2 separate regions of the Mus musculus genome follow, and region 2 is linked to region 1. A link is a loop called in an ENCODE intact Hi-C map of the cell type or tissue named here. Cell type or tissue: heart. All regions are shown on one strand. Links, peaks and the distances in the headings refer to the core of each region. The heading gives the core; the rest is flanking DNA.

Region 1 (15,683 bases), core at 4,751-12,750:
TGTTTTGGGTCAAAGGGATGGCTCAGTGGGTAAAGGTCCTTAGCCATGGAGCCTGACAGACACCTGTGCCCAATACCTGAGACCTATATACACCCTACAAGTTGTCCTCTGAGCTCTGTATGCACTGTGACACATGTGCTATACTCACTGCCCCCCCATGCATGTACGTGGACACACATACTCACATACACACACACTCACACTCTCATACACACACACATACTCACACACACGCACATACACACACACACAAGGCGATGACAACTTTTAAAAGAACTTTGTTTCATAATTTCTTCCTTAATTTCAAGTCAGAGTGAAAATGAATTTAAATATACTTTCTTATATTTATTTGTATTTTTAAATCACCATTCACAGTAACAGGTTCCTGTGTGCCGTTTCCACACATAACTAGTTCTGGCTGAACCTCAATACTCAGGTGCTCCTCTCTCCCCGTCTCCGTGACCCGCCCCCCCCCCCCATGCCTTGTCCACTGCTCACCCTGTCCGTATGGGGTGCAATCATTTCCTCCTTCACATCCCATGTGGTTTTTCTCCCAGTTCCCTCCTGTGCGGCCTCTCTCTCCGCCTTCTACGGGCCCCTTTCTAGTTTCCTGCCACCTCTCCATCCCCTCTCCCACATGGAATGCACATTTAGAAAAGCTGAAAGCTTGGGATCTGCACAGAAGAGGTCTCGTCACACTTGATTTCCCAAGCCAGTGGCCCCACCTACTATTTCCACTTTCACTCATTTTCCTACAAATCTTATCACTTCCTTTTTCTCTTTATGGCAGAATAAGGTTCAACTGTATCCATGTCCCACAATCCATCATCTATCCACAGATAAAGGTTGAGGCTGAGTCCCTCCCTTGCTCTTGGGACTAGAGCAGCGATACGTGCAGATGTGTGCCCATCTCTGTGCTAGGACATGGAACGGGATAGCTGAGTCATATGGCAGTTCTGTTTTTAAACACACAGATTATCCATTTGCATTTAAGAACTATCTGTTCAGTTAAAATTCCAACTCCCTTGAGCATTCAGTTACATGCAGGTGTTTTGTATTGATCAAATAACACATTCCTTGCAGAAAGACCTTTGTAGATCATAACATGCTTTGAGAAACCAATTCTTAGCATGGTCAAAGTGGCCTTTTCATTTTATGATGGAAAAGTGACTCAATACTATTACGCCCATTTTTTTGATCATTTAATTCTGAAAAAATAACTACTTTCAATTTTATAGTTACAGTAAAATTAACATTACAGAGAGTAAAGTGAAATCATTTGTTGAATAATTCAAAGGGTATCGTGAAAACCCCACTGTGCGAGCCCTGCCCCAGGAGGCTGAGGCAGTCTGGATCCAGAGGCTCAAGGTCACCCAGGGTAGGTCATAACAGCCGTAACAAGACTGTCTTGGGAAAGCCACGCCTAACCAAACCAAACCAAACCCAAAATGCCCCTTGGGAAAACTAAGCTCTAGATAAGGGAGACTTGTAGGCCGGTGGTTCTCAACCTTCCACATCTAGGTTAGAAGGAAAAAAAAAAAAAAGAATCCACCTTGAGGCTGCATGCTAGACCAGCTTATCATGAGTATCGGGGTGAGCTCAGGCACATTTTGTTTTTGTTTTTTTTTAATTTCTACATGGCTCCAGTGAGCAGCAAAGTCCTTTAAATTCATAGTTTTGGATAAATTAAACTCATCTAGAAGTCCACATTAAGAGAGTATTTTTGCCTTTCAAATTATTCAGGTCTGAATAGCAAAGTACTCTAGCCTTAAGTTGCAATGTGTCATGAAGACCTCAAACATGATGGACGCTGAACTAGGATGAGAGCTGTTTTACAAATTTTATTATTTATTATTTATTTATTTATTTATTTATTTATGGCCCCAGATGTCCTGAAGCGTGTTCTGTAGACCAAGGCTGGCATTTGATTTTCCAAGCCTGTAGCCCCACCTGCCTCTGCCTCCTGTTTTGCATATTTTTAATAAACACATTTTATCAAACGTTACTAACATGAATAATTAGCGTGGCTATATTAATAACTTTGTTCCCATGAAGTAATTGAGTATCCCTAACAATCTCTGCCTCTGCAGAATTGTAACCTTTTTATCTTATGACTTCTCTTATACAGACTTTTTTTTGCTAGGAGAGGACATAGGAAGGTAACTGTCAAAACAGTTTCAAATGCAGTAGGCTCAGAGGTGGCACATCAGACATGTCACCTCTCACATGTGGATTCTTGGAGCAACTCAGCATTTTAATATTCAGTAATAACCACAAAACCCAATTTTTTTCTTATAGGAAAGAAGCAAAAGAATCAAGAAATACTTCGTTTTTCCCCATCCTCTCATGCTAGGAGACTCACATTAAGCAGGATCTGCAAAATGTTAAAGAAACAATCAAGAAGCCGGAAGAAGAAGCACAGGCCACGTGAGTGCTCTTAAGTTTGTTTTGTAGCATCAGTAGAAGTCTTCAGAGTTGCCATGAGCAGACTCGGGGACTAACTTTTCAAATCACAAATGGATACACATGGCCAGATTTTTGGGCTAAGGGTCTTTGTTTCCATGGCTAGAACATGAGTCTCTCAAAGCCTTCAGATACGAACATGGCCACTTACCCATCCAAAACCAGCCACGGGGACCTTCTATGTATGTCATATTTCACTCTATCTCAGAGACTTCCAGTTATAAGATCCTGACTCAGAAATGTCATGACTGGAAAAAAGTCTCAGGATCAATACAGTGTGGCCTATATATCTTGTTTTAAGAAATTGAATATGAGAGAATGGGAGTGAGCATATTTATTCAGTAGACAGAAGAAATATGAGTCGTAATGCTTAACATTTTTAATTACTTCCATAATCACTGTAGCAAAAAAGAATTATCAGAACATGGAGTTATTTTACAATTAAATTCTTTATTGTTTTCTTCTTTACAGGAACAATAATCTGAACATGTCTTCAACCAAACTGTCTCTAAACAGAAAGTTCGTTATATAAATTATGCTTTATTTTTGAAATATTACTAAACACTGTATTGGTGAAAATAAATAGCCATTGACAAAGACATCCTTTGTTTCTGTTTTTGCCATCACACTCCACAAGCACATCTGCCTTTGTAATTCCTCGAAGGTAATGTATAGACAACAGAAGGCATAATGATGCCACAGCAATTGAGTTCAGAATACACTTGTTAAAGGTTCTTCACAAAAAGCAGGGAGACACCATCAGCACAGGTGTACAAAAACATGGCCGTGCTCCAAAGAGCAATTACCCCTGCCTGTTTGGGCTTCCGGTGTGATAGCTAAGATAGGCAGAGCACAGTAACAGGAGGCCCTGTAGTCTCCAAGTGTAACCACAAGGTCCAATAAATCCAAAGATAAAGCACAAGCATTATAATATCTGGACAATCTTCTTCCCATGTATGAAAGAATGCTATTAATACATTTTAATTCTTCTTTACTTTTTTTTAATGAAGAATACTTTTCGGGATTTTTTTTTTTTTTTTTTTTTTTTTTTGGCATTTTATATTCAATGTCCATTGGCCCCTTCTGAGAGTATCCGTGATGGTTCGGTAAATTTTGCAGTAAACAAGTAAAACAGAGCTGGTGTAGGTACCAAAGCCAAAAGCGGTAGGTCGTGTTCCAGCCTGTCCACTCTGGAGATGGAGACTATGCCATAGGCGTGCAGTAGCCAGTGGCTGAAGAGAACGATAAGTCTTTTCTTCCTGACCAGGAGATCATAGCAGTTCTATGGGATCATTGGAAAGGAAAAGAGAAACAGATTAGCAAACCCAGCTAAACCACTGCTCCTTATACACTCATGGCTGGGACTCTGAAAGCTTGAGCTAAAACGGACTTGAGAGCCCCAGGTCTAGCCATCACACCGTCCACAGGGCCACACAGGCCCTCGGCAGCCATACTTGGCCTAGAGCCCTTCTCTGCATTCTCATCCATGTCACCATTTACTTGGGGAACATAAGCTTCCTGAGATAGACATGAACTAAAGAGGAAGTGTAGAGAGCATGCTCTCTCCATCCAGGCCCACTGCAGTTCCAGAACCCTCACTCCCTGACTCTGAGGTCTCCGGTATCTCCAAGAATCACTGAACCAGTTAGTGTACCTTACCATATCATATGTATTATTCCATTCAATTGTCAGCTCTTAGTTAAAAACAAAAACAAAACAAACAAAAAACCCTAAAACCATAACAAAGGAAAACCAATTAATTTCCTACCTCTATTTCAGAAGCAGACATGTATACAGCCAGGGTAACCAGAGATAACACTAATATAATGTACGGGAAGGCGTAATCTGGAAAAGAGACAGACATTAGAAAGTAATCTTGAGGCAGAACACAGCTCTTCCGGAGCCTTTCTCAGCCAGCTGGGGCATGACAGCCAGTTCTCTGCGGATTACAAATACTTGTGGCCTTGTAGGCCACACAGTCTCTTCTCCACTCCCCGCTCGCAGGTGTGATGTGCAATCAGCACAGATCTCATGCCAGTGAGCAGCTCTGCCGCTGGTCTCATAAACTCTCAGAAGCAGTGAGATATGAATTTCATATCATTTTTACACAGTAACAAGTTTGTTTAGTTTTTTTTTTTTTTTGAATTTTCTTCTCAATCTCTTAAAAATGTTAAACTTTGGCCACCTGTCAATAGCTAAGAGAGTTGAGGCAGCTGATGGATTCACGGAAAAGAATTAACCTCTCTCCCACGTGGCCAGGCTGCTACAAGCAGCTACGTACCAAACAAGTGGACTGAGGGACACCCAGTTCTTTGTGCTTTATGGTCCAGAAAAGGGATCTTGGTTGAGAAGACCAGAAGACCAAAAGAGCAATAACTCAGCTTTCACGGTCTTTAGAAAAGTTCATTTATCATCTAACGTCTTAGTTAATACTCCTTTGTCACACTGCAGCACTGGCTCAAGAATAAGTCTAAGCCGGAAGCTTGTGGCTGACCCCCTCACGACCATCCCCAGTCCTTCTCTCCCCCAGGCTATTAATCCCCAGCACCTTAAACTACCAGACGTTGCCCAGTGAATTTTGCTCACCCTGCTGTTCTCCTTTAAAAAAACAAATGACTTATCCTTTCCCAAAATCCTACTTTGCTGTGAGGCCTCTGTGACTAACACAATAGCCCGCAAACAATAAGAACCACTTGATGAAAACATCCAGGGAAGGAGTTACAGAGACAAAATTTGGAGCTGTGACGAAAGGATGGACCATGTAGTGATTGCCATATGCAGGGATCCATCCCATAATCCGCTTCCAAATGCTGACACCATTGCATACACTAGCAAGATTTTGCTGAAAGGACCCAGATATAGCTGTCTCTTGTGAGACTATGCTGGGGTCTAGCAAACACAGAAGTGGATGATCACAGTCAGCTATTGGATGGATCACACGGCCCCCAATGAAGGAGCTAGAGAAATTACCCAAGGAGCTAAAGGGAACTGCAACCCTATAGGTGGAACAACAATATGAACTAACCAGTACCCCGGGAGCTCTTGTCTTTAGCTGCATATGTATCAAAAGATGGCCTAGTCGGCCATCACTGGAAAGAGAGGCCCATTGGACTTGCAAACTTTATATGCCCCAGTACAGGGGAACCCCAGGGCCAAAAAGGGGGAGTGGGTGGGTAGGGGGTTGGGGGGGTGGGTATGGGGGACTTTTGGGATAGCATTGAAAATGTAAACGAGGAAAATACCTAATAAAAAAAAAAGAAGAACCACTTGATGCTCCTTCCAAATATGAGTGGAGGCTTGTTAGCAAAAGGTGTGGAAATGAGGGAGTTATTTCTGCTACCTAAAGAAACACTTGCAATAGCTGTGATTTGGGAAGCAATGCTATCTGACCACCTTCTTCCGAGTTAACATTCCAAACCTCCCCGATTCCATAGCTCTCCCCTTTCTTCTAGCTCCAAGAGCTCCAAAAAGTTAGGCCAGAAGGATTAGACGCTTACTTATAACTCTACGTTTGAATGTATGTATTTTAATTGCAGGACAAAATGAAACAAAAGCGGTACACAACAGCCAACCCGGCTCTCAGGTGAAAGTGATTTTCTGGCCTTCAACACACAGAGACTGAAGAGAACACCAGACAATAGCAGAGGAAGCCACGTAGGCCAGGGCCACCTGAGGCTTCTGAGGAGCCATGAGGAAACTCTAGCGGGCCAGGCTTCCCAGGGGACCCTAATCTGCTTCCGTTGCGATCCATCCCCACATGGAAGCCCATCATCCTCAGGTTCCAGGTATCATCAGCAACAGCAGCACTGGGCTCCTTTGGCCTCACCTCACTTCAGCATGGGAGGGGTTTGGCTGGACACGGTCTGGGGAGTCCTCATGCCAGAAGCCAGAAGCAAGCAGAGAAACTTCTAACAGCAGTGCCCTGGATCCCTGATATCCTTGTGAGCCTTAGTCTTGTACCAGAGGGTCTGCACAATGGGATGATTGGGACTAATTGCCAGAAGCCCTTTGACTGTCAAAAGTGCCGGGCCTTCATGGCCTGAAGACGCTCATTAATACAGCAGATGAAGACACAAGCCCAGCAGAGACTACCTCCTCCTCGACCTTCTTATCCAAGGCAGCTTCCATGAGGGTGCAGACGTTCTCAAGCTCCACCTTGTTCTCCTCTGGTAGCTCCGCATGCTTTGGCCATGAAGACCAGGCTCTTCCCATCAAACTCCTTGAGCTTCTGCATCCAGTACTTGCCAACAAGGCTGTCACATAAACATCCATCTTTGTTCTCAATATGTGCCCAGCTGCCCTCTGCTCTCACCAGAGTACAGAGTTTCCGTCATGCGAGACACGTGCTGACAGAGAAGCCAACTCCAGACAGCCAGCTCAGCAGCTCAGAAAGGTGTCGCTGCTTAGTGGAATCTCCAGGGATTCCAAGCCTTAGATTCTTAGGAGAAAGCCTGGCAGAATCACTTATGGTTCTCAGAGAAGAGCTCATGGCACTTCCATACAATGCTTTTGTGGAAACGTTTTTGCTGTTGGAGCATCTTGGAAGATTCTCAGAGGCAGCCCTCAGTCAGCAGTGCCACAGATGTAACTGCATTGTTTGGGCGTCAGCTCACCGCAGCTGTCCATGTTGAACACGGTGAACAGAGTTCAGGGTTACTGCACTTCGGATTCTCAAAGAAGTCAGAAGAAGCTTGCCAAGGGGCCAAGGGTGCCACCCTGAGCTCCATCCTAACTGCAGACAAGCGCTTGCCTGCCAAGCCTTCCCCTCACATACTGGAGAGGCTCTCACAGAAGCAGCCATATTCCTCCTGAGGGATGTGATCGGAATCTGCTCCAAAAGGGCTTGGTCCTGTTCGGCTTCTCCTGATTAACGTACTCATCCTGAAATTCCCTCCTTTCTTCTCTTATTCTTAGTGTCATCACCCTCCGCTGACCTTCAGTCTGAGGCTTCTCTTCACTTCCTTCTCTTCCTCTATTTTGTCTCTACCACCCCATCACTCACATGATCTCCTATTCCTTCTCCAGACGGAGGGAAGCAGGGTAACTGTTAACTGTGTTTCTCGCTGCTGCCTTGACCCACCTCTAACTATTCCATTTGGTCTTCTTTGAGGCAGGTCACTTTCGTACTCCAACCATGGGTTCACCCTGGTCTACACAGCCAGTGAAGGCTCCACCAGCACAGAACTCGCAGGCAGGCTGCTCCATCAGCATTGTGCTTTGTGGCCTCAAACACGTCTTTGCCATGAGAAAGGAAGAACAAAATCCAACACCAAATGGCCCAATCATGAACACATCTGCAACAGCCTGAGAGCTTCCTTCAGTATTTCAGTCAGACTTAGCAATGGTTCCCAAATTATCAATAAGCTCAACCTCAGTCACAGCAATGCCTGAGTCCACCGGATTCGGAGAGTGTTCCTGTGGGTTGGGAATGTCAGCTTTCAGCTCTTTACTGATGTCTAGCTAAAGCAGGGTAGGCTGAGCTCGTCTGTGACTCACATGCAGGCACCTAGACATTGAGGGTGTGACTCAAAAGTGACTGGGTGACAGTACGTAACTCCAGCCTAGACAGTCCCTCCAAACACCTACTATAAATTACTATCTATGACCTCTTGAAGATTCTGAATACTTAAAACAAATTCACTTTTCCAATCTACTTATTTCCACTTGTTTACCCATCTATCAGTTATTTAAAGGTTACTTTATCATATTTTCAGTTTATACCAAACCTTCATTCAATTTGTTCCTTGCTTTAATAATGCCTGCCTTTGAAATGGCCCCACATCCCTAGCATCAGGCTGTGAGGCAGGCAGGCAGGCTCCGCCCATTGCTGGTGTCTCCAAGCAGATCCCCAGCTTGTCTCCTCTGACGATCCACTGTTATTTAATCCATCAAGTTATCGTTCCAAAATGCAAATCTGTTCATGTCACCCTTCTACATAAGTCCTAGTCGGGTCCCTGTGGTTTGAATGGGAATGCTCCCGTTGGCTCAAGTGTTTGAATACTCCAGTTGGTGGTGCTATCTGGGATGTTGAGGAGGTGTGGCCTTGTCAGTGGTGTGTCACTGGGGTCTGACTTTGAGAATTTAAAGAGTAAGGCCATTTCTACTTCATCTCTGCTTCCTGCTTGCAGTCTGACATGTGAGCTCTCAGCTATTTTCGCTGCCATATCTATCCCCTGCTGCCACAATTCCCAGCCTCAATGGACTTGCCTTGGTCATGGTATTTTATCACAGCAATAAAAACTAATAAAGTCCTAATACCAAAGCAAGCAAATAAGCAAAGCGGGCTGAAGCTAACAGGGAAGGCTAGGAGCTGGATGGAGCCTAGGTGTTCTCAGACACCTTGCAACTAAATGAAGCGTGATCTGTGAGCTGGAACATGAGTGACAGGAGCCAGGAGCCTCCAATCTCCTCTTAAACCAAATTACAATACTGAGCTGTACAGTGCCCGTCCCTGCTTGGTCCTGGACCAAGAGATTTGTCCTCTGCTTCTTGGAAGACTTCTTAGGAAAGACACCATGCAACCTTTTTGGAAAATGGAAATATATTCAAAAGTCCCCTCCTATGTTTCCCCGGCTATTTGGAAATCTCTGCTTTTGCTCCTAATGCTATGATTTAGCTATAACAATGATACTCCTATTCTTCTAACACAATTTAACCCAAAGTTGCTAAACAAATTATCTTAAAAGACATCTTCTTTAACGATTTTAAGAATAAAGGATTTTTGCAAGGAACCTTAGAAATCTAAGACAATAGCAAACAATACTTATTGACAACATAATTTTTCATCCATTATATATAAAGCTTTTTAAATTTTTATGCTCAGAATTTTTTAATCTTCCAGTTTAGTTACAAACTTCAGTTTCAATTTGTTGAGAAATTCTATTCCATTCTGTTTTTAATAACATTATGTTTCAGCAGAAATCTATACTAAAGCCTACCTTTCAAAGATCAAAGGATGACTTTAAAGAAAGAGTTATAAAGTTTAGCTGGGAGGAAAACAGTGACTTTTCGTCATGAAACTTACATAAGAGGCCCCCACCGACCGCCTGCAGCACGGTCAGGATGGGGAAGAAGTAAAGAGCTGCGTAAATACTTTTGAAGCGGTCAGACTTGCCGAGTCCGCATGCGATCTTCTTCACCAGGAGAGGCCGCAGAAGCATCATTAACACCAAGCAGAACGCGTAATAAACGAACACGATGGTGTACCTGTAAAACAAGGAATTTGTGATGTCGATATGTGCAGAACCTTCATCCCTGACGGTCTTAAATCAAAGACCTTAAAAGGGGATTCAAACTGTTTCGCCCACCCACTAAGATACTTAGCCTGGTGAAGGAGAACAAGCAAACACACACACTGTCTTGTTGGTTGGTTGTTGTCTGTTTATGAGGTTTGGTGTATTTGAAAATATGTCTCCTAGCAGCCTTCAGATGAAGATGTAGAACTCTCATGCCTGCCTGGATGCTGCCATGCTCCTACCTTGATGAATCTGGACTGAACCTCTGAACCTGTAAGCCAGCTCCATTTAAATGTTGTCCTTATAATAAAAGTGGCCTTGGTCATGGTGTCTGTTCACAGTAGTAAAACCTTAATTAAGACATGATGTTTCCTCTTATTATACTCTGTATGTATCCAGAGAAGAAAATAATTTCTACTACCTCACCTGTAAGTTCACAATGATCAATCTTGAAATCAGTGAAATCTACAACCATTTCTTTCTCAGCGGTCTTGGGTCTAAGTAAATACTCACAGTGGGTAGACGGCTTCGTGAGTGCAGTGCACCGTGGTGACGTAATCTGGACTTGGGTTGTAGAGCATCGTGTACCAATCAGAAAGCATCAGAACGCGGCAGGAACGGATGTAAAGGACGCCCACGGGATCACTCACGAGTAAGGTGATGATAGCTGCCATGGTGCATTCAAAGAGCGCGGTGATGTGCTGGAAAAGAGCACTGGAGCTGCAGGGACAGGACCGTGTCAGTCTTCAGTCGGGTGTGTGGGCCGAGACAGGGTTTCTCTGTGTAGCCCTGGCTGTCCTGGAACCCACTCTGTAGCCCAGGCTGGCCTCGAACTCAGAGATCCACCTGCCTCTGCCTCCCAAGTACTGGGGTTAAAGCAGGTGTGTGTTTAGGGCCCTATCCTGAAACTACACTCTTCAGAGTGCACAGAAGCTAATCACATCAGCACCTCAGACAACCCTGTTGCTATAGTCTGAAGGTCTGCCATTCTAAAAGATTAGTCTGTTCATGCAGGGAGTCAGGGCTGTCTTTGTCCCTTCTGCCATGTGAGGGCACAAGAGAGAGAGAGAGAGAGAAAGAGAGAGAGAGAGAGAGAGAGCACGAGCATGTGCACCGTATCTATATCCTGATGAGCCATTTCGCAGTTTCCACAGATGCAAGCAGAATATTTCCAGACTAACAGGGTGTCATGGCTCATGGCTGTAATCTCAGCACTGGGGAGGCTTGGGCAAAAGGATTACCACAAAACTGTGACCAGCCTGGGCTACACAGCGAGATACACGTAGGCCTAGACTACAGCGTGAGATCCTGTCTCAAAACATTAACTAATTAATTAATCGACAGCCTAATTATTACTTACCTAGCTAATTAGCTAGTCAATTATATAATTAAGTACCTGGTTACTTAATTCACTAGTTAATTAATTTAATTAAAAACCTATGTGTGTTATGTATACTCATGATGCCTGGGGCCTGTGGTAGTCAGGAGAGGGTGTCAGATCTACTGCAAATGGAGCTATGGATGAGGGGGTTGGTGCCCAGGGACTGGAGCTCCAGAAAAAGTTGTAAGCCACCATGTGGATATTAGGTACCAAACCTCCATCTTTTGCAAGAGTAACTAGTGTCCTTAACCACTGAGCCATCCCTCCAACCCCTCAGTCACTTTTTGAAAGAGTAGAATCCTTGGGATTGCTTCCCTCGAGTATTTTCCGGATTCCAGTTACAGCCTTAGGGTCACTCCTACTGAGCAGCTGAAGTACCTCTGAGATAAGAACACTGCGTGCACAGTGTGAATAAGCACACGCTGTATGATCTGAGCAACACAGGCTCATTATAATTCATACTTCTAGAGTAAAAGCCAAACCTACCTCATAACGACAGGAATCTCTTCATCACATTTCAATCCATCTAGAGTCAACCATGTGATCTTTGAAAATAAAAGTGGATTCCAAAACTCCACTTATAAAACTGTGGTCATATACTGCATGGTGTGTCAGTCTATGAAGTCCACATACATGACAGTGGCCCCATGGGTCTGTGTTCTCCATGTACCTTGTGGCTGTTGTGTAACTGATGCCTGCACAGCAGCAGGAGCATTTAATGATACATTCCTCAGATCTGTGTCACTTCAACTGACCTTAAGATCTCTTCTGCATCTCAAGAAAAACCCTCCTTCCCACCGTTCTCTTATACCCCCGCATGGCCACACTAAACTGCTTCCAGTTCCTCTGCACCTCCACATATATGGACAGGCTCTACCCTCTACCTCAAGACGTGTTTCATCTATGTGGACAACCCTGCGCTCTTTACCGTCAGCTCTGGAACTATGCCCCGTCGGAGCGCAGTCCAAAGAGTGACACATGGTGAATGATGCCTTAGGGAACTGTGAGCAAGGCTCCAGGGATAAAAGCCGAGGGCCTCTCACCTCAGGTGCATTTTGTTCCCTGGGTTGTTCCTGGATGTGACTTCATGCATCCCGTGACCAACATCTACATTTAATGTATAAGACATGTTTACTCTTGTCAGATGTCAGAACATGGCTGTAGATCCCGATCTGGTCAGTGTGCCCTGGATCTGGATACAGCCTTCTGCCTTGTTTTCGTGCTTTCTCAGCTATAATCAGTATATGTGCTTAAGCTGCCTGTGCTGAGCAAGGTCTGGAAAGGGCTGCTGTGTTAATATTTAGTATGTGCTTACTGAGGTTTATTTACATGTTTTTCTGACCTCAAACGCTCTTCCTTGGGTCATTGCTTCCTTTGTTACATTCGTGTATAAAAGTACACTGAAGCTGAAGTCAGGCTGCAGGTGGCCCCACTCTTCCAGCTCCTCAGGTCCCAGACAGTTGACAATGTCCCAGCTTTATGAATGGCCTATGAGACTCCTCAGCCCCGAGCCTCTGGACTCAGCCTTCCTCCTCTGTCAGTCTCCCATCAGTGTTCATTTTTCAGTCACACCACGTTCATTTCTGCCTCTCTAACGTCAGGCAGCAAAAAGGGTTTGGAGAAAGTAAAACCTCCAAAGCAGGAAAATCTCATGCAAGTGAGGAATTAACACTACTAAGGCTCAAGCCGGGCGTGGTGACGCACGCCTTTAATCCCAGCACTCGGGAGGCAGAGGCAGTCGGATTTTCTGAGTTCGAGGCCAGTCTGATCTACAGAGTGAGTTCCAGGACAGCCAGGGCTACACAGAGAAACCCTGTCTTGTAAAACAAAACAAAAAACAAACAAAAAAAAAAAAACCGAAAAAACAAACAAAAAAAACCTACTCAGGCTCAGACAGCTAAGGAAGACTGCCTCCCCACTCCCTTAGAGGACCAGGTACATGTTTGTCAAGAGCCTCCGCATTCTGGCCTCCGTCCACCTTCAGTATTATCTTTCCTTCATTTACAACCTACCCTTGACCACTGCAGCTCGCATGACCCTCCACATCACCAGTCAGTCTTTCTTCTACCAAAACACTTAGCTTTTCTCCTTAAGTCTTTTGGATCCCATTAAGGCATGCTTTTTCTCTTGATTCTCTCTGATTCCTAAGTGTTTTGTTGACAAGAGAATTTCACTACATCTCTAAGATAGGTTTATATTATCATCAGATACCAGTCTGTCTTCTCTAATCTTCCAAACATAAAATACACTGTACCAGAATTTTCCCCCAATTAATTTAAATATTAATACAAGAAGCCTGTGACTGGGCAGTGGAAAAGGAAGGCGGGCAGAGATTTTTAGAGAGAGGAAAGAGAGAAGGAAGGAAGATGGAGAAAGAGAAAGACGATCCAGATTCCTTGTGGCTTTAAATAGCCACAGGTAGCTATGAATATCTTATAAGGGACGGATAATTACAGGACAATCTGTCTTATCTAGGTGGGCAATTTATATCAATATTAATTGGCTCTGAGTTCACTGTGTGGGCGTTTTGTGGGGTGAGAGTTACTGACATAAATCTGACATATGAATCCCAAGCCTCTAGAGCTTTGATTTTACCGGGTTACTGGGATTTGGGACCACTGACCACAGCAGGTGGATGGCTGGGAATGTGAGCAGAATCCGCAGCAAGAGCCATGATTGGTCTCTGCATGAGGCTAGCCTTGGAGGCGGCAGGGCCGCTGGGCCGGCGATAGCTTGGGATGGTGACATTTTTTAATACTTCCGGCAACATACACTGCTCAATAAATGCGCCAACAGTGCATTAGTCAGCTTTCATAATCATACTAGATCGTTAGCATTAAAAAGTTATAAAGTATTTGTTCTAAAACAGTAATAGCCTGTGACTATACCCAACTTTTGCAGAAACTCCGTATTATCATTGAGAAATAATGTTCTTTCAAGAGCCCTGAGAGAAACATTAAGGAGAACATCACTAACACGCACTAAGATCTGCCCTACTACTGTTTTCTTATTACAGGGAAGAAACAGAAAGAAAAAGAAAAAGAGAAAGTTGTCCCCTTCGAAACAGGCTGAGGGTGGCAGTCAGCAGAAGACTGTGACTTGACATGACAATAAGTAGTCCTTCCCCCAGCACTAGTCTACGCAGATACGATCACACATGCTCACCTCTTTTTCCCCGAGTACCATTCAATGAAGAACCAATGCAGAACAAGAGGAAGCATAGCCATAAAGCCCAGATAGAGCCAGTCGTAAAGTTCTGGGGACTCTGTGCAAGGCTGACAGTACTTCTGTGCATTGGTCCTCTGTCCTCTTGGGCATACCTACAACAGGTATAAATACTGTTTTAGGATCATTCTATAAGGGATTCCACTGTATTTTAAACATCTTAGTATGTATGTGTAGCTTTTGAAAATTAACAAAGAAAACCAAGCCTATAAGCAGAATAAGAAGAAATCTCAAAGAGAAGCCACTTCAAGAAATCCACATGACCTGTGCTATCTATAAAATGCTAATGAAGAGTCTTTTCATTTAGTTGCTAAAATAGCTAGCTAATATTCAGTGAAAAACCTTGTTAGTAACATCATACAAAGACTACTGCAGAAGTATTCTGGAGTTGGCATGTTAATTCACTATGCAAAACACTTTGCTAAATTATTAGACAGTACTTAGACATTATAAAGTATCTTTTAATATCTGTGACTGTCAAGAAAGGTTTAATATAGTTATCACCATGCCAATATAAACAAGGTTTTTATTAATACCATATTCTTATACATTCATGAATATATTTAACAAAAAAAAAATCTACATGTACAACGTTTCCAGAACAAACAAATCTTACAATGAAATAATATCAACATAGGACTTACCCCACATTCTCCATAGATTTCACTTGAGCCATTTTTAAATAATAGGGTCTTCCCACAGTAGAGTCCAAGGCATGCTGGTTGAATATCGACAGCTTTTTAAAAACAAATGCCAGTATAGTAACATCTTTTGTGATTATAAACAAGAGTAGCCTGAGAATAGCTGAAGTAACTGACAACAACTATCTCAACCTCACTTTAAAATTACATAACAGACAAGTCTCGACACACTGTCACACTGTGACAGCACAGAAAGTTATACTTGCATCTTGCTGCTCTTCTGGAGTCTCCTATTCTAACCAGCACAGCAGGTTCTAGCCCCAGACACCTAACCCTGAATCTTCCCAATGGCTCTAGGAAGCCAGTCCCTATGATTGGAGTTTAGAGTTTCATTGGTTATAAGGTCATAAGAACTATTATTATTATTATTATTATTATTATTATTATTATTATTATTATTATTGAAATCCCTGATAGGGGCCAGAGAGGTAGCTCTGGTAAAAGCGCTTGATGAGCACGCCTGACTAACTCAGGAGTCTTGACTTCTAGAGCCCATGGTAAAGAGGACTCCAGAGAGCTGTCTCCTGACCTCCATGTGTGGGCTGTAGCAGGCACACCCCCAGCCCCATGCCTATCATACACCATACACAAGCACACAACTTAAAATTTTAATTAAAAGAAATCACGGGGGCTGGAAAGATGGCTCAGCGGTTAAGAGCACAGACTGCTCTTCCGAAG
Region 2 (15,683 bases), core at 4,056-12,055, 430 kb before region 1:
AATATCTACATATTTGTACTTTATGGCTATACAATTAAGTTACATGTGAATTACAAAGAGATGCCCCTTTGTTTTGTCATCTACAACTGAGAGTTGGTTATGCAGACTTCAGCCTTCACCCCAGTATCAGAGATCAAGATTGGGCACCAGCAACGTCTGTTGACAGGGATACCAAAAATACGGTGCCTGTCATTCGTAACAGTTTCTAAAGTTAGAACTACAGTAACTTCAAGTCGCTAACTTTTCACTGGTATCTGCCTTCTAAATCTGATTATAAATGTGCTAGCCATTAGAATCCTGTAAACATTATCTTTCTTTTTTGTTAAGACCTGTCTTCACTTGCTTAGAAAAGCTCACATTAGTTTAAATTTCTTCTTATAATATCTATGGTGATGCTGTCTTCAAGATAATACAGACATTAAAAATTAGAGGTTGTTCCTATTATTTAGAGGGAGTAAAACCATGCTTAACAAATTATTTTTTACATCTTTTGTTTTGTTTTGGTTTTGGTTTTGGTTTTTGGTTGTTTTGTTTTGTTTTGTTTTTTGAGACAGGGTTTCTCTGTGTAGCCCTGGCTGTCCTGGTACTCACTTTGTAGACCAGGCTGGCCTCGAACTCAGAAATCTGCCTGCCTCTGCCTCCCAAGTGCTGAGATTAAAGGCGTGCGCTACCACGGACCCAGGAACATCTTTTTTTAAATAAAAAAAAAATTTATTCATTTTATTTTATGTATATGAGCACACTGTAGTTGTTTTCAGATACACCAGAAGAGGGCATCAGATCCCATTACAGATGGTTGTGAGCTACCACGTGGTTGCTGGGAATTGAACTCAGGACCTCTGGAAGAGCAGTCTGTACTCTTAACTTCTGAGCCATCTCTCCAGTCTGGTTAGCAAGTTTTATACATAAAATACAAGTTGTAGGTCAGAGGATCTGCTTTTGAAATTTAGCTTTGCTGCAACAAAATTTAAAGTGTTGGAGGCTGAAATTGTGGCAAGGTTCTCCAGTGCATAAATGATTCCGTTGTCTCCAGTGACTTCCTTCCTAACCCCAGTACACAAGGACTCTAAGACACTGTTGATCCTGTTGGTGATGTCTCCAGCTTACCTAGGGTAGCACTGCAGACGCAGACCTTGTCACCGTGGTTCTGCAGGCACCTAACCGCTCACTCGCGGCTTGCCCAGTCACCCTCGGCTGGAGGAAGTGCTGATGGGTCGCCATGGCACCTGCTTTTCTTCCCCGCTGGCCTGCATGTCATGTCGGAGGGAGTGCACGCTGGCCAACTGCTTTAAAACAGTAATCTCAGCACAGTTTCCCAAGCTCAGGCTTTGGCCTCCCTCATTTATGTGTAGTTTAGAGAATTAATGTACTAATTAAAAATAGATTTTTTTTAAACTCGAGAAAACCTTTACCAATCTCCAGCTAGATATTATGAAATACTTGTTTTTACAGAAACATTTGCTTCCTACTGTTTAGTAGAAATTGCATATACATTAAAAAAGATACATTTATTTACAATAGATGACTTTGAGTTAAGAAATAATGGATCACTTTTATCTGTGGCTTTTATATAAAACCACCCCGTGGACTTATTTCCCCTCTAAACTTTTTTCCTATAGCATCATAATAATGAAAATAACATTTTAGAAACAAAGTTTATTTTAAGGGAATATATGCTTTGCTTAACACATATAATAAAAAATACTCATTTCAATACTGCAAATATGGAATGAAAACTTCAGTCTCCTAATTCAGTGTAGAGTCATACTCTGAATTTCACAGCTTGCTCCCAAGTCAGCCTCTTGCTGTCCTTGGTACCCCCAGTCCTGCTCTAGAACAGTGGGGCTGTGAAACATAGTTTGATTTCTTCTTAAGAGAATTCTGCTTAGGTCAGCCCCTTCTCAATAAGCAAATTGTTTAACATTCAAAATACTTAAATGTCATGCAAACTCATCCAGAGGGAGTTTTTAATCCCCCTTTCTATTGAGGCATAGAACGAAAAGCATTTTCTTTACAAGCTGGTGAAAAATTTCTAAGAGACGGAGTCTAATTTTCTCCCTCTTGACTGGTCACCTGTTCCCTACCCACTGCTGCCTCCTCCTGAGGAAAATGGCTCCTTCTTCACACACAAAAGCATCCCTATTGACAGCACCTTGGAATACTTCATCCTCTCTACATAATCCTCACTTACTAGACCAGTATTTCCCTCACCTCTTATCAGACATGAACAAAGTAACTGATTTGGGGAATGGGGGAGTCACTGTTAAATACATGAGTATGCACAATTTATTCAATATTAAAATGATGTTGTTCTTAACTGTAGAAGAAGTATTTGATTTTCATAGAGAAAAGGAAAACATATTTGGTCAGTGCTAATGTCTGAATTATAATTTACTGTGTGTGGCAGACTTGATAATTTGACATGTGGTGAGTCACTCAAATTCTCGAGATGCTCTGGAGTGACGTTCAGTGATGGGAAGAGAATGGGCAACAAACATAGCTGCGCTGAATTTCCAGATAACTGTGTCCACTCTGACTTTTGTGTGAAATTGATCATATGTATGGGTAGGAATAAAGGCAAATGTATACAATTTTTAATAGAAGTTATCTTTCTTAATTGCATAAACTTTCTAAATAACATAATTAAATATTACAGTGAGCTTTATTTATTGCCCTACAGACCAAAACCAACAAAACACGATTCATTTATAACTGCTAACTCTGATACAGCGATTTGTGTCAGAATTAACACGGGGTAATATGCCACCTTAATCAACAAGAATTCATTAAGAACCAATACTTTACTCACTGAGAGCTTTTTCTTTAAGGTCACTTAAATAAAAATGTTAGAGCTGGCATTGTGAAGGTTTATCTCTGGTAAAGGAGAAGTTATTTTATTTTTAGCCTCCTTTTGATTAAACCTGGTGGTCAACACTGATAAGGCCCGCCCCGAGAAATGGTTCTGAAGATGGAGTGCCGGGCCTACTCAGCCTGCAATCACAAACAATTAGGGGAAAATGTAGCAAGCACTTCATTCCCTTCTCTAGGCTGCATGGCAAATTGCATTTAACATTTCAGGCTTGTTGCATTTTAAAATAAGGTCTCAAACTCAGCAATTTCCAAGACAACTTCAATCAAGAGATATTGCTTAAATTTTTGTTATTACTATAGAAATGAAAAGGGTGATTGTCTGTGTGATTAGCCTCGGAGATTGCTTTGGGAAGAGTTTGGCAGTTCTAGTAACATGTCTATTATCATTTACAATTTGGGTAGAATTGAATCCTACATTGGCTCTCAGGACAGTTTTATAAGAGTCCCTCTTTATTTGCTAATTTTATTCCATATTTTAACATAAAAGAGGGAATCCTTGTAATGTGTTAATGTGTAGATAATGTACTTTTTAATCGTGATTTAAAAAACATTCCCAGTCAATAAAAATAAACATGAATAAATTTGACCCAAATGATGCCTATTGTGTGCAAAAGTCTGTGATAAACAGTTTGACAGATCCGTGCAACTTAAAACAGGGTGTGATGCAATGACACAAATTACAAGAAAGAAAAGGAAACGAACAAAGTGAGTGAAAAAAACCTTAGCACTTTTGTGTTTTTATGTGTGTGTGTATATGTGTGTGTGTGTGCATGTGTATGTGAGTGTGCTTGTATGTGTGTTTATATGTGTGTGTGAGCATGAGTATGTAAGTGTGTGTGTGTATGTATATCTGGGTGGGTGTGTATGTGTGTGAGTGTGAGTCTATGTTTTTGTGTCTATGTCTGTCTGTGGTTTTTTGTACTTTTTTTTCCCTTTTCTTAAATTGTGGATATTCAAAGATGTGCTTGTTTGAGAGACAGACAGACAGACAGACAGACACACACACACATACACACACACACACACACACACAGAGAGAGAGAGAGAGAGACAGACAGACAGACAGACAGACAGAGACAGAGGCAGAGACAGAGGTGGAGTTGGATGGGTGAGGTTGTGGGGAGCATTTGAGAGGAGTTGGGAAAGGAGAAACTTTGATCAGAACATACTGTATGAAAATTCTTTTCAACAACAACAACAAAGAAAACCTTAGCAGCGGTTGCACTTGAGCTGTGTGGACATTGCCTGCCCTGCCTCACTTGCTTAGCAGCGCTGTATCTAAACAGACTAAACTGACCTGATGTTCACAGCCTGGGAAGTTCTCTGCGCGCCCACTTATTTTGTATTTATTAGGTGATAAATAATTGGTTAGAGGCGTAATGGTTCACAGAAAAATTACAGAACCTCCTGCCATGGGCTCCTCATTTAGAAAGGAGGGAATTATACAAAATCTATGAAACAGCTTTGGAAACAAATCCAATATTAGCAGCTGTCAGAATACATCTTTTAACTGATTAATATTTTCTTATGGGAATTATTAAAAAGTACTTACACATAAATATGTTTATTATATATTTATAAGGCTAGAAAAATTTTAGCAACTTAAATAATGTGTGCTTTTGTGGTTGAGAAAATTACAGTATTTTTCTTGGTTGAACATAACACACACATTAAAATTATAACTATGGCCAGGTGTGTATTAACTCCTTTCATCCCAGCATTTGGGAGGCAGAGGCAGGTTGATGTCTGAGAGTCTGAGGCCAGTCTAGTCTACACAGCTAGTTCCAGACCATCCAGAGATACACTAAGACCCTGTCACACTCACACACAAAAGATGATCATACTGTCTTTGTAATATCATGGAAAACACAAACACATAACATAAAAGCTGAATGAAGTATTCTAGTTCTGAAAAAATATGCAAATGAGAAAACTTGGAGAAATTTAACTGACAATTTTGTTAGTGTCGTGATGATGTCTTGATGCTACTTTGAACACTCATTTTATGTCTGTTTTCTAAGCATCACGTTTTATTTTGATAGAGCAAGCTATTCTAATGTATAACAGTCTTTTTGCGTGTTGCTGTGGGAATGGAAAGTGGTATAGCTGCTGCGGAAAGTATGGTGGCTCTTTAAAAAATAAATTAGAACTACCATATGATCTAGTACCCAGCAGAAGTGAAAAGAAGGATTCAAGTGGATGCTTGTACACATATGTTCACATATGTTCATAGAAAGGTCACTTAAAATAGCACAAAGGTGAAGGAGTTGTTAAACCAAGTGTGGTGTATACACACAGTGGATTCTTAGTCATCTTTAAGTGGGTAGACAAGTGTGACACATACTGCAACATGAATAAGCCTAAAGGCATGTCTGTGAAATACTCCACTCACAGTTTATCATACTGGCATAATTATACGAATATGAGTTACTTATAGTAGTCAGAGCCATAAAGACAATAGCAAAACGACAGGTACCTTGGATAGAGGACAGGGAGGCTATTTAATGGGAAGAACAAGGTTTTGAAGTTTTCAAGATAAAATGACTTTAACGATGAATGATGATGATGATGGTGGCTGAAAATGAACTGCACATTAGTATAGTTTAAAATGATAAACTGCATGTCTTCCTCACCACAACCTACACCAACAAAGTGGCTAAGGTGGGACGAGAGGTGCAGCTTGGTTGGCCGAGTGCTTACTTTGCACTCAAGAGGACCTGGGTTCTATAAACCAGACACAGTAGCATACATTGACTTGTAATCCTAGTACTCAGGAAATAGAGGTGCCTGGAGCAGAGATTCAGGTCATCCTCTGCCTAAGGAGTTGGAGGTCAGCCTAGGCTACTTGAGATCCTATCTCAAAATACACATACATGCATCATTAAATAACACGTAAATTATATATAATGCATATAAAAATAAAAGAAGTGGGGCTGAAGAGATGGCTCAGCAGTTAAGAGCACTGACTGCTCTTCCAGAGGTCCTGCGTTCAATTCCTAACAACCACACGGTGGCTCACAACCATCTGTAATGGGATCTGATGCCCTCTTTTGGTGTGTCTGAAGACAGCTGCATTGTTCTCACATACATAGAATAAATAAATAAATCTAATAAACAAACAAACAAATAATTGCTCTATATATTTTATTGCAAAAGTTTCTAAGGGAAAATCCTCAAAGATATGGGTACAGGTGAAAAATTCCTGAATAGAACAGCAATGGCTTGTGCTGTAAGATCGAGAATTGATAAATGGGACCTCATAAAGTTGCAAAGCTTCTGCAAGGCAAAAGACACCGTCAATAAGACAAAAAGACCACCAACAGATTGAGAAAGGATCTTTACCTATCCTTAACCAGATATGGGACTAATATCCAATATATAAAAGAACTCAAGAAGGTGGACTCCAGAAAATCAATTAACCCCATTAAAAAATGGGGCTCAGAGCTGAACAAAGAATTCTCACCTGAGGAATACCGAATGGCTGAGAAGCACCTGAAAAAATGTTCAACATCCTTAATCATCAGGAAAATTCAAATCAAAACAACCCTGAGATTCCACCTCACACCAGTCAGAATGGCTAAGATCAAAAATTCAGGTAACAGCAGATGCTGGCGAGGATGTGGAGAAAGAGGAGCACTCCTCCATTGTTGGTGGGATTGCAAGCTTGTACAACCACTCTGGAAATCAGTCTGGCAGTTCCTCAGAAAATTGGACATAGTACTACCGGAGGATCCCGCAATACCTCTCCTGGGCATATATCCAGAAGATGTCCCAACCGGTAAGAAGGACACATGCTCCACTATGTTCATAGCAGCCTTATTTATAATAGCCAGAAGCTGGAAAGAACCCAGATGCCCCTCAACAGAGGAATGGATACAGAAAATGTGGTACATTTACACAATGGAGTACTACTCAGCTATTAAAAAGAATATATTTATGAAATTCCTAGGCAAATGGATGGACCTGGAGGGCATCATCCTGAGTGAGGTAACCCAATCACAAAGGAACTCACACAATATGTACTCACAGGTAAGTGGATATTAGCCCAGAAACTTAGGATACCCAAGATATAAGATACAATTTGCTAAACGCATGAAACTCAAGAAGAACGAAGACCAAAGTGTGGACACTTTGCCCCTTCTTAGAATTGGGAACAAAACACCCATGGAAGGAGTTACAGACACAAAGTTTGGAGCTGTAACGAAAGGATGGACCATCTAAAGACTGCCATATCCAGAGATCCATCCCATAATCAGCTTCCAAATGCTGACACCATTGCATACATTAGCAAGATTTTGGTGAAAGGACCCAGATGTAGCTGTCTCTTGTGAGACTATGCCGGGGCCTAGCAAACACAGAAGTGGATGCTCACAGTCAGCTAATGGATGGATCACAGGGCTCCCAATGAAGGAGCTAGAGAAAGTACCCAAGGAGCTAAAGGGATCTGCAACCCTATAGGTGGAACAACATTATGAACTAACCAGTACCCCGGATCTCTTGACTCTAGCTGCATATGTATCAAAAGATGGCCTAGTCGGCCATCACTGGAAAGAGAGGCCCATTGGACACGCAAACTTTATATGCCTCAGTACAGGGGAACGCCAGGGCCAAAAAGGGGGAGTGGGTGGGGGAGGGTATGGGGGACTTTTGGGATAGCATTGGAAATATAAATGAGGAAAATACCTAAAATAAATAAATAAATAAAAAGAAATGAAAGTGAAAAGAAAGAAAAACTTAAAATAAATAAAATAAAATGAAAAAATTTTATATGAAAAAAAAAGTTTTAGAAAGGACTAAGGGGATAGGATGTCTTTTTCTGTGTTAGAAATAAAAAGGCATCTATCTTACAAAATAAAAGCACAGTACAATTAAATATTGAATCCACAGAGCAGCTTGATAAAGAATCTTAAATGTCACCAAATTATCTTCTATTTAAAAGTGAAACTTGTGATTTTAAAAATCTGTATTCCTTGAGTCTTTTCTGCGCCTTTCTTTTCCTTGGCCCCTAGGTGGCAGCAGAGAGCAGAAGTGTCAGCAGGTAGTGGTAAAGAAGTGTGGCTGTGAGATTGCAGTGAGCTTTGTTTTGAGTGCTCACTCACAACTCTGTAGACATAAAGACACTTTCATGAACGGTGGGAAACTGGAGGTCCAGAGAAGTAAAGATTGTATAAATTCATAACAACAGGCCTGTCTATCCCAGGTCTTTGATTTACACTACAGTGTTGTTTAGACTCTATGCCATGTCACTCTTAAAAATATCACATAGAACATTCAGTTCTTGCTTTCCTTATCATAAAGTTATTTTATTAAACATAAAACTCTTGTATGGCTCTTGTGCCTATGGGTCTGTTTTGGGGATGTTATTTTTATATTCTCGTAAGTTTCTTTTCTCATCCTTTTAACCCTAAGAGGGGTTGTATTTTCTTTGCTCTTTAGAGTAACATATTTTATAAATTTATCTCACACTCTTCATAATCAATATTCTCTAAATCACTATAATTTACTCAGAATAAATTTATAAATTATTCAGAATAAAAGCGATACCACCCTTCTTACCTTAGACTGAGGTTCGGAATCACTTGTTGGTTGCAAATGACAGCAATTTTATTGCCCCAAAGGAACATACTGGTTGTCTTACTGGGAAGTCAGAGGATGTCTTGAGACATCATCTGGAGACTCAAATATTAGTCAATAATATCACCTTGTTTTCATTGCCTTACCCTTTGAAGGCTCTTCCGCTGGCAGGCAAGTGGCCGCCAGAGGCCTGTGTCACACCCTCCCACTTATCAATTGTCACGAAGAACATAAACTAAAGAAACCACTCCCTAAGTCCACATCCCAACTGTAGGCTGCGTGACTGGCAGTCCCAAAGATGACTCACAGAACAGGGGTAGACTTTCAAACAAAAAGTCTGAAGAATCAGTCTGGGGAAATCAGACACAACAGAAGAGTTTTGCTGTCTACTGAGCCAGGGTTTGCTTACGTTAATAATGAAATGGAGTCTTTATTCAGACTGATAGATCACTACTGCTCCTGTCCCAGCCACTGTAGCATTTATGCCACTTGGTGGACTGCACAGCTGTCTTCCTAACATTTAAATTCCGTTCCTTTATGAAACTTGCTACCAGCAGGACCGTAGTGGGAAGGCAGGCTCCATGCCGTTAGGGAAGTTGAGAGGTTCAGATGCTCTTCTTAAGCACTGTAAAGGGTTTGGTAGGGGGCCTAAGTTTGGCCATTTTCCCGGGGCTTTCAATGCAGACAGGTTAGAATGCATGGGGGCAGAGACAGGTCCAGTTCTGCCTGATGGCAGCCAGTGCTGTCAGGGCCAGGAGTGCTCGGCTCGCTCGTGCAGTAAGCAGTGTGCCTGGGACAGCGTGAAAGGCACTGGCAACCTAATTAATTAATGAACAACGTAATCTTGAGCTTGCCACTCGGCTCCTCAAGCTCTCAGTCTCAAAGCTCATTTTTCACTCTTTCTGCAGAGGAAGCTATCTAATATGTATATAAAGTGGGTTTTCTCTTTCAGCCCAAACCACTAATTGGTAAATAGCTAATTCTTAGTATAGTTATGTTTCCAAGTTGCTGGTGATGGGTAAATTAAGATTATGATTCATCTTTTTCATGTATTTAACAGCTTTAAATTATAGAATTTATTATCCCTTCAGATCCCTTTATAGTGATATTAAATTGATTAAAGCCATAAAGCATATTAATACATTTAAGGGATATTTAAAAATACATACAACTTTTTTCAACTAATGAAAACCATTTGTTATTAATACTTCCATGTTCTGTATGTACTGCATGGCATCTAGTTTCAAGTTTCTATAACTGTACCCTTGCAGCTTTGCCATTGATAGAGATTGCCATCTTTTTGAGTGGAAGAAGTTCACCATAACTATGATGATCATAAGGTTGTGAGAATTTACTATAATTATATAAGATAGTTTTTTTTATGTATCCACATAAATGCATATAGATATGTTTGTAAAATACTAGGTGTAGACTATGTTCTTTCAAAATTCTAATGGTGGCAGTTTAAATACTTTCTGTTGTTTCTAATGGCTCAATACCTAAAGTGCCCTTCCAAGGTAAATTAACTAGGGAAATGTGCCCGTTCTGACTTCGTTCGTGAATGACTGCATTCATTCTCTTTAGATGTAGCTCTCCACTTGCTGTTCCTCAGCACTCTCTATAGAATTCCGCTTGCTCTGCTTTTCGCCTATCTTTTAAGTTTGACATAGATGGTTGGAGCAAGTCCATTGCTCCAATTGTATGTCTCTCACAAAGCTCTGCCGTGCTTCAGTCTCCCATTGTGCCGGGCTTGCCTGAGTGCTCCGCGCAGGGCAGTTCACTCTGCTTTCTGTGTGCTCAACCCATTTGTGCCCATTCTTTCTGAAAACACTCGTTCATCTGGGATCCCAAATTGACTTCTCCCTATTCTGTGTCCTTAACTAGAAATGCACCATTAATGTTGATTGAGCTCTCACAAAGCCCTCCGTAAAGCGTGAAAGGCTATGTGAGACCAGGCACACTGTTCGCAAATACCTGTCTGAGGCAAATTGAGAGGAAGAAATGAGAAATAATTGGAAACTTTACACACACACACACACACACACACACACACACACACACACACACACACACTAGATTAGTCTTTTTTGGTTGCTCATAGAGACAGTTGTAAAACCTTTTGAAGGGAAGAGAGAGAGAACTCCAAGCTATATATACAGACCGAACAAAGAGTGAAGCTAAATCAGTAAAATTATCACAAAGAGTTTCAGAAAAAAACAAAACAAAAAAACAACCAACCCTCCTATTATGGTAAGGAAGCCGTAAGGCACACAGGCAGTGAATATGAGCTACAGTGTTTAAATGTTACCAACTTTATTTTTTAAAAATAAAGTATACAGCTGTTGCATTTATGATTTACACAATAGTAAGATCACTTTTTAAAAAACTACTGGTAAGAAATATTTTAATACATTTATAAATTAATTAGAATCATAAAATTACAAACTATAAAATGTACAATTATGAGTTTACATTTACACAACTGTAAAATCATACATTTTTAATACTTGTGAAAATGTAATTCATTTTAAAATGTCCCAAAATGTGTTATCCTGATGCACTTCTGACTCAGGACCCATAGAAATGGTCCCTGTCACAGCCTGACCAGAAAAGAAGGCATGGTCTAATGTTCTAGTGTCTTCTATTAAATCATTAATTAGATATATGTCATTACAAAAGCAAAATTCTAAGATAAAGTGCACACATTGAATCTGAAAGGCGCCTTTTGAATAAATAAGTTAAATTAAAATTAAAAGATTAGTGCTATATGGTATAATTGATATTTTTTAAAGATAAAAATATGTAGAAACAGACTGCTTTTAGTAAAATAACAATGTGTTCCTGGCTGATCTAGTTCTAAAAAGCAGCTGTGACCTTAAACAGTAATTTAGTATCGGTTTTCTGCACAAATATCTTAATAATGAAAAAGGATTAGAAAGATGAACAAGAAAACAGTTAAGAGCTCCAAGATTCTCTAGGTGTTTTGCAGAGACAACTTATTCTGATGAAGTAAATTGGCCTCTAATGCATAAACAAACCAACTTGATTAGACTCCCTTAAAAACCAAGACAATTCAACCATGTGTGCTGCCTCTACGAATACAGAACTAAGAATAATTTATTTCGTAGTATGTCAGTAATATTTAATTGAAGCTGTAATTAAGGCCTAATATTTTAAAACATTGAATGTTTCTTATAATATGTAATAGCTCTGGGCAAATAACAACATGCATATTGCATACACAGGATTACTTTAAAGCTAGTCATTAGTGCCTATAAATATACATGCAGTATAAATGTTACATACAGGCATCGTGTACATTGTGGACAAAATACTCAGAATCAGAAGAATCTAAAGCTGTAGGACCGGAGTAAGTGAGGAGATCCTTACAGAGCAGTTATGACTACAGTTGACTATCATGTGTAGATATTAGAAGATGGGCTTGCTGTCACCTGCTTTCAGTTCAGCATAGCAGGCTCCTACTTGGTGATTAACATGCGAATTTCTCACATCCGATTGTTTGTGGAATTGAAAATCAAACCATAGTGCATTTGATGCAAAATACATCTATTACTGAGAACAATGAAATGCTACTTGTGTTGTAGAAATTATACTTTTTAATCTAGGCTAAATATATTGGAAGAAAATGAAATAGTTTAAAGTCTTTATGTACATTAGCTATCTAGTAACCTGACACAAACTGCTGGCTTAAGAGCACATAATTATTAACTGCTAATTCATGTGTATTTGAAAAAGCAATGTATTTGCAGTAGAAAATATCTAGGATTTGACATTATAGAGCATCCTTTTCATAAACCACACTTTCTTTGAAGAGACAGTGCGTGCCGTGCCTATCTCAATAGAAGTAGTAGAGTCAGTCATTCAAAATGTGCGCCAGGGATAAAGGGCATCTAAAATCACTCCCAGAAAAATGTCTCTTGCTCTTCATGATATTTTGCTTGTTTTGTTAAATAGGAATGGGATAGAGACAAATGTATTGACCACAAACAACATGGGACTTCATCCATTTGATACTCCCAGGGGAGTTGTTCTTCATCAGTGACATCTGCTGTCACAGCAGAAAAAAAAGTGATAACCTGCCAAATCATGTTCAGAATCACACCCTTCCTGTTTGCATGTAAGAGAACCGTGATTTATATGAAAAGGCCACTGCAGGCTAGTTCTGTGTTTGCTGTATTCTGTACAGCACCCAACAGTGCCTAAACTAATGTTTATTATTATTCTTTGTGTCACTATCAAATTATGTATTAAAATTATTTCATATTCAAGAAGAAATTCAGATGTAATTAAAAATATTTATAAAATATCCCCAAATTAAAAAATGATCATAAAAGATATCATTTATGAAAGATCTATAGAAGAAATAAAAACAAATCCCAGAATGTTTAATTGGTATGGTATAATGTTATCCTTTTCTGCTTTATATTTCCCCCCAGGAAAAACATTACACTTATTTGTTCTACTATTTTAAAAAGACAGTTTATTATAAAAGTTTGATATTCATTTCTATTTATAAAGAAAAAAAGAGCAGAGTCCTAATTTCATAATAGGCACACGCTTCAGACATTGTGATGTGGAAACTGCAGTACAACCCAGACACCTTCTGGACATCTTAAGAACTGCACAGTTGTTCTCTGAACAAAGGCCCTGACTGTAACAGCTATATAAAAACCACACAGTAAGAAGTGAAAAATCAATCTATAATTAGGTTTGAAATGTAAAAAATTACACGATGCAAGTTACAAAAGCCAGTATTTAAATAAAGCATTAAAAAGCATGAAGTTCTTGCATGGATATTGAAATGATCGTTTCCAAAATACCTTTGGGACTATTTTCAGGTAGATTATAGGGTTTGAACAGTCATATAAAGTCCCCTTATGTATATACAAAGAGCACTGGAATAGTATGAAAATTATATGCAACATGGAACCAATGCTTTGAATATTTATATAAATATTTGAATTTATATTTCAGAAAATATAGGGTATTTTCTGAACTATGTGCCTTATTTATGGCAAAATACAACTAACAACTTAGCTCTCGATTTTTCTGTGACAGGGTCTCTTCTAGTTCAGGTGGCATCAAACTCACTGTTTCTGCCTCTACCCCCGGTTAACTTCGAGCCACCAAGCCTGATTCATGCAGGGATAGTGCCTGAGCCCAGGGCTTTGTGCATGCTAGGCTAAGCAGGCACTCTCTCACTGCCTTACAGCCCCACAGCCCCACAGCCCCAGTTCACTTAGCCATCAGTTTACAGACTAGGAACCAGCAGCGTCCGTCCATCGTTGGGTCACTTAGAAACTCACATTGATGCCCACCTTTTGCATTGGTCACTAAGCAAGTCTGATGGCTGTCCTGGCTTCTTTTCTCCCACTGCAAAGAACAGCCCTAAAAAGTAACCTGTGGCAAAACTCAACTAGCAAGACTGGCTTTGCTTTAGCAATGGTTGTGTTGGTCGGCTGGTTCCTAGTCTCTGAGTTAGAGCAGTCTTACTTCCTATTACAAACAGCTGTGCCTGTAGTGATGACTTTACAGTTTCGGGCTACAAGAGACATGTTCAAGTTGACTTTTGACCTTTAATAATGACCTGTAGTAATTCTGAATGAGTAGCTAGTTAACAAACCAAAGTCCCCACAGGGCTGGCCGCCATGAGCTCTCACAACTAACTGCTTCTGATACCATAATTTGGATTTCTAGAATTTGTTTCACATCCTATCACTTTCATCTTCTCAGATTTTTGTACGTGTGTGTGTGTGTCTGTATGTATTAAGTAGTTCATGACTGTTACAATATAAAAACTGGGGGAATGATCAAAATAACTATAAAATTTCAGATCACGGATTAAGTCAGATTAATCAAGGGTGACATCTTCACACAGAGCTGAAGCGAAGCGTCTCAGCCATGTTAGTGATGTCACTGCCTGCTGTCTGCTGGTTTCTGCATGACTGCTCGCTTAATTTTAGGTAGTTACATCTGATTTGATGTTAGAAAGTTACTCCCACGAATTCTGTAAGAGACAAGGTAGGTATGAGTCATATAACGGCCGCTCAATGATTCGGATAACTGGGAAAGACCCTGTGGTAAGTGACTTCTGTGCTGGATATACATTAAGGTCCCCAAAGACAGCATGAAGGGAAGAATTTCATGACCATTTAGGAATCATGTCAGCCTAAAGAGTCACCAAAACAACTGATTACAGAGAGGGGTCAGTGTAGCTGCCGAGGCTGCATTTAAAGCACTTTGGAAGCATTTCTTTTCCCCCTAAAGAAAATGGAGCACATTGAAGAGAAGTTGTAGCAACATTGGGAATAAATTAAAGTGGTAGGAAAAATGGTCAGGATGGTATATGGTTTGGGTTCTAGTGGTCGTTATCAGACTCATGAGCAGTTACTAAATAGCCGAGTCTGAGACATCTTGAATTCTGAGTGCTACTGAATCTCATTTGAAAAATTATGTGTATGCTTATTCATTTGTGTATATTTCACATGGGAATATATGCCACATATAACACACTTAGAGGATTCTATCCAGAAATAATGGTGGTTTTGGTGTGAAAAATATAGTGTAATTTTCTCCTCTCTTTGTGTGTATAGAAAGAGCCATTTAAATGAACATATTATAAATTATATTCTACAAATGTAAAATGTAGCTTTGAAGTTTTCAGGTTTGTGTACACATCCAATTTCTATTAGAGCACAAATCAGCAATCAGTTTATATTTCAAGTATTTTACCTAGAGATTTTTAATTTCCCAAAGGGTTATAGAGTCCATTAGCTGATTTGAATTTATTACAACAAATATATACATATTCACCTATGACAAGAATTACTTTCCTCTAATGAGTGATAAATGCAGATAAGTAATATGTCCCATTGGGTTCTTGGCTAAATCACATCTGGAGGACAACTAATTGTCTAAAACTTATCCAAGTCCAATAAACATTTTATTTGCCACTAATTGCTGTTGCAGCTTTTGGAAAGCTAAGATGCTTAAGTGTCTTCGTCATAGCATCATTTCCTAGGAGCAGAATGTGAATAACATGCATTTCTACCCAATGTAAATGGTTCAGCTGTTTTGGTATTTAACATCATGAGTAAAATAGTGTAATCTTCCATTTTTAACACTGTGACATTTTCCATTGTTAATAAAATAGTTCTTGTCATAGTTAATAAAAAACTTGGGGTTGAGTTGGGCTTGGGGAGGGATCAACGTTGGAG

What was found. Peaks named below come from ENCODE experiments on the same cell type or tissue, not always from the same donor. Only the 100,000 strongest peaks of a DNase experiment are listed, where the experiment ranks them.
Region 2: it touches region 1 in a loop (2.7-fold over the local background); 3 of 42 quality-filtered maps call a loop at or near these places.

Annotation. Positions count from the first base shown.
Region 1 is chr12:72,088,672-72,104,354 of GRCm38, reverse strand. It overlaps Jkamp (JNK1/MAPK8-associated membrane protein), which reads right to left. Exons shown (of 7, transcript NM_024205.2): 2 at 14,949-15,040; 3 at 14,245-14,399; 4 at 10,212-10,418; 5 at 9,488-9,669; 6 at 4,232-4,308; 7 at 2,828-3,745. The coding sequence ends at 3,527. Ccdc175 (coiled-coil domain containing 175) reads left to right here. Exons shown (of 21, transcript NM_028687.1): 20 at 2,299-2,427; 21 at 2,935-3,063. The coding sequence ends at 2,948. It also overlaps the pseudogene Gm19135. Among named protein-coding and RNA genes, the nearest start is that of Jkamp, 11 kb to the right of the region's middle. In heart, for the core only: no CTCF peak of the experiment used is centred there; no DNase peak of the experiment used is centred there.
Region 2 is chr12:72,513,047-72,528,729 of GRCm38, reverse strand. It overlaps a transcript of Lrrc9 not described here. Among named protein-coding and RNA genes, the nearest start is that of Pcnx4, 15 kb to the left of the region's middle. In heart, for the core only: a CTCF peak has its summit at 7,874 (motif pointing right); no DNase peak of the experiment used is centred there.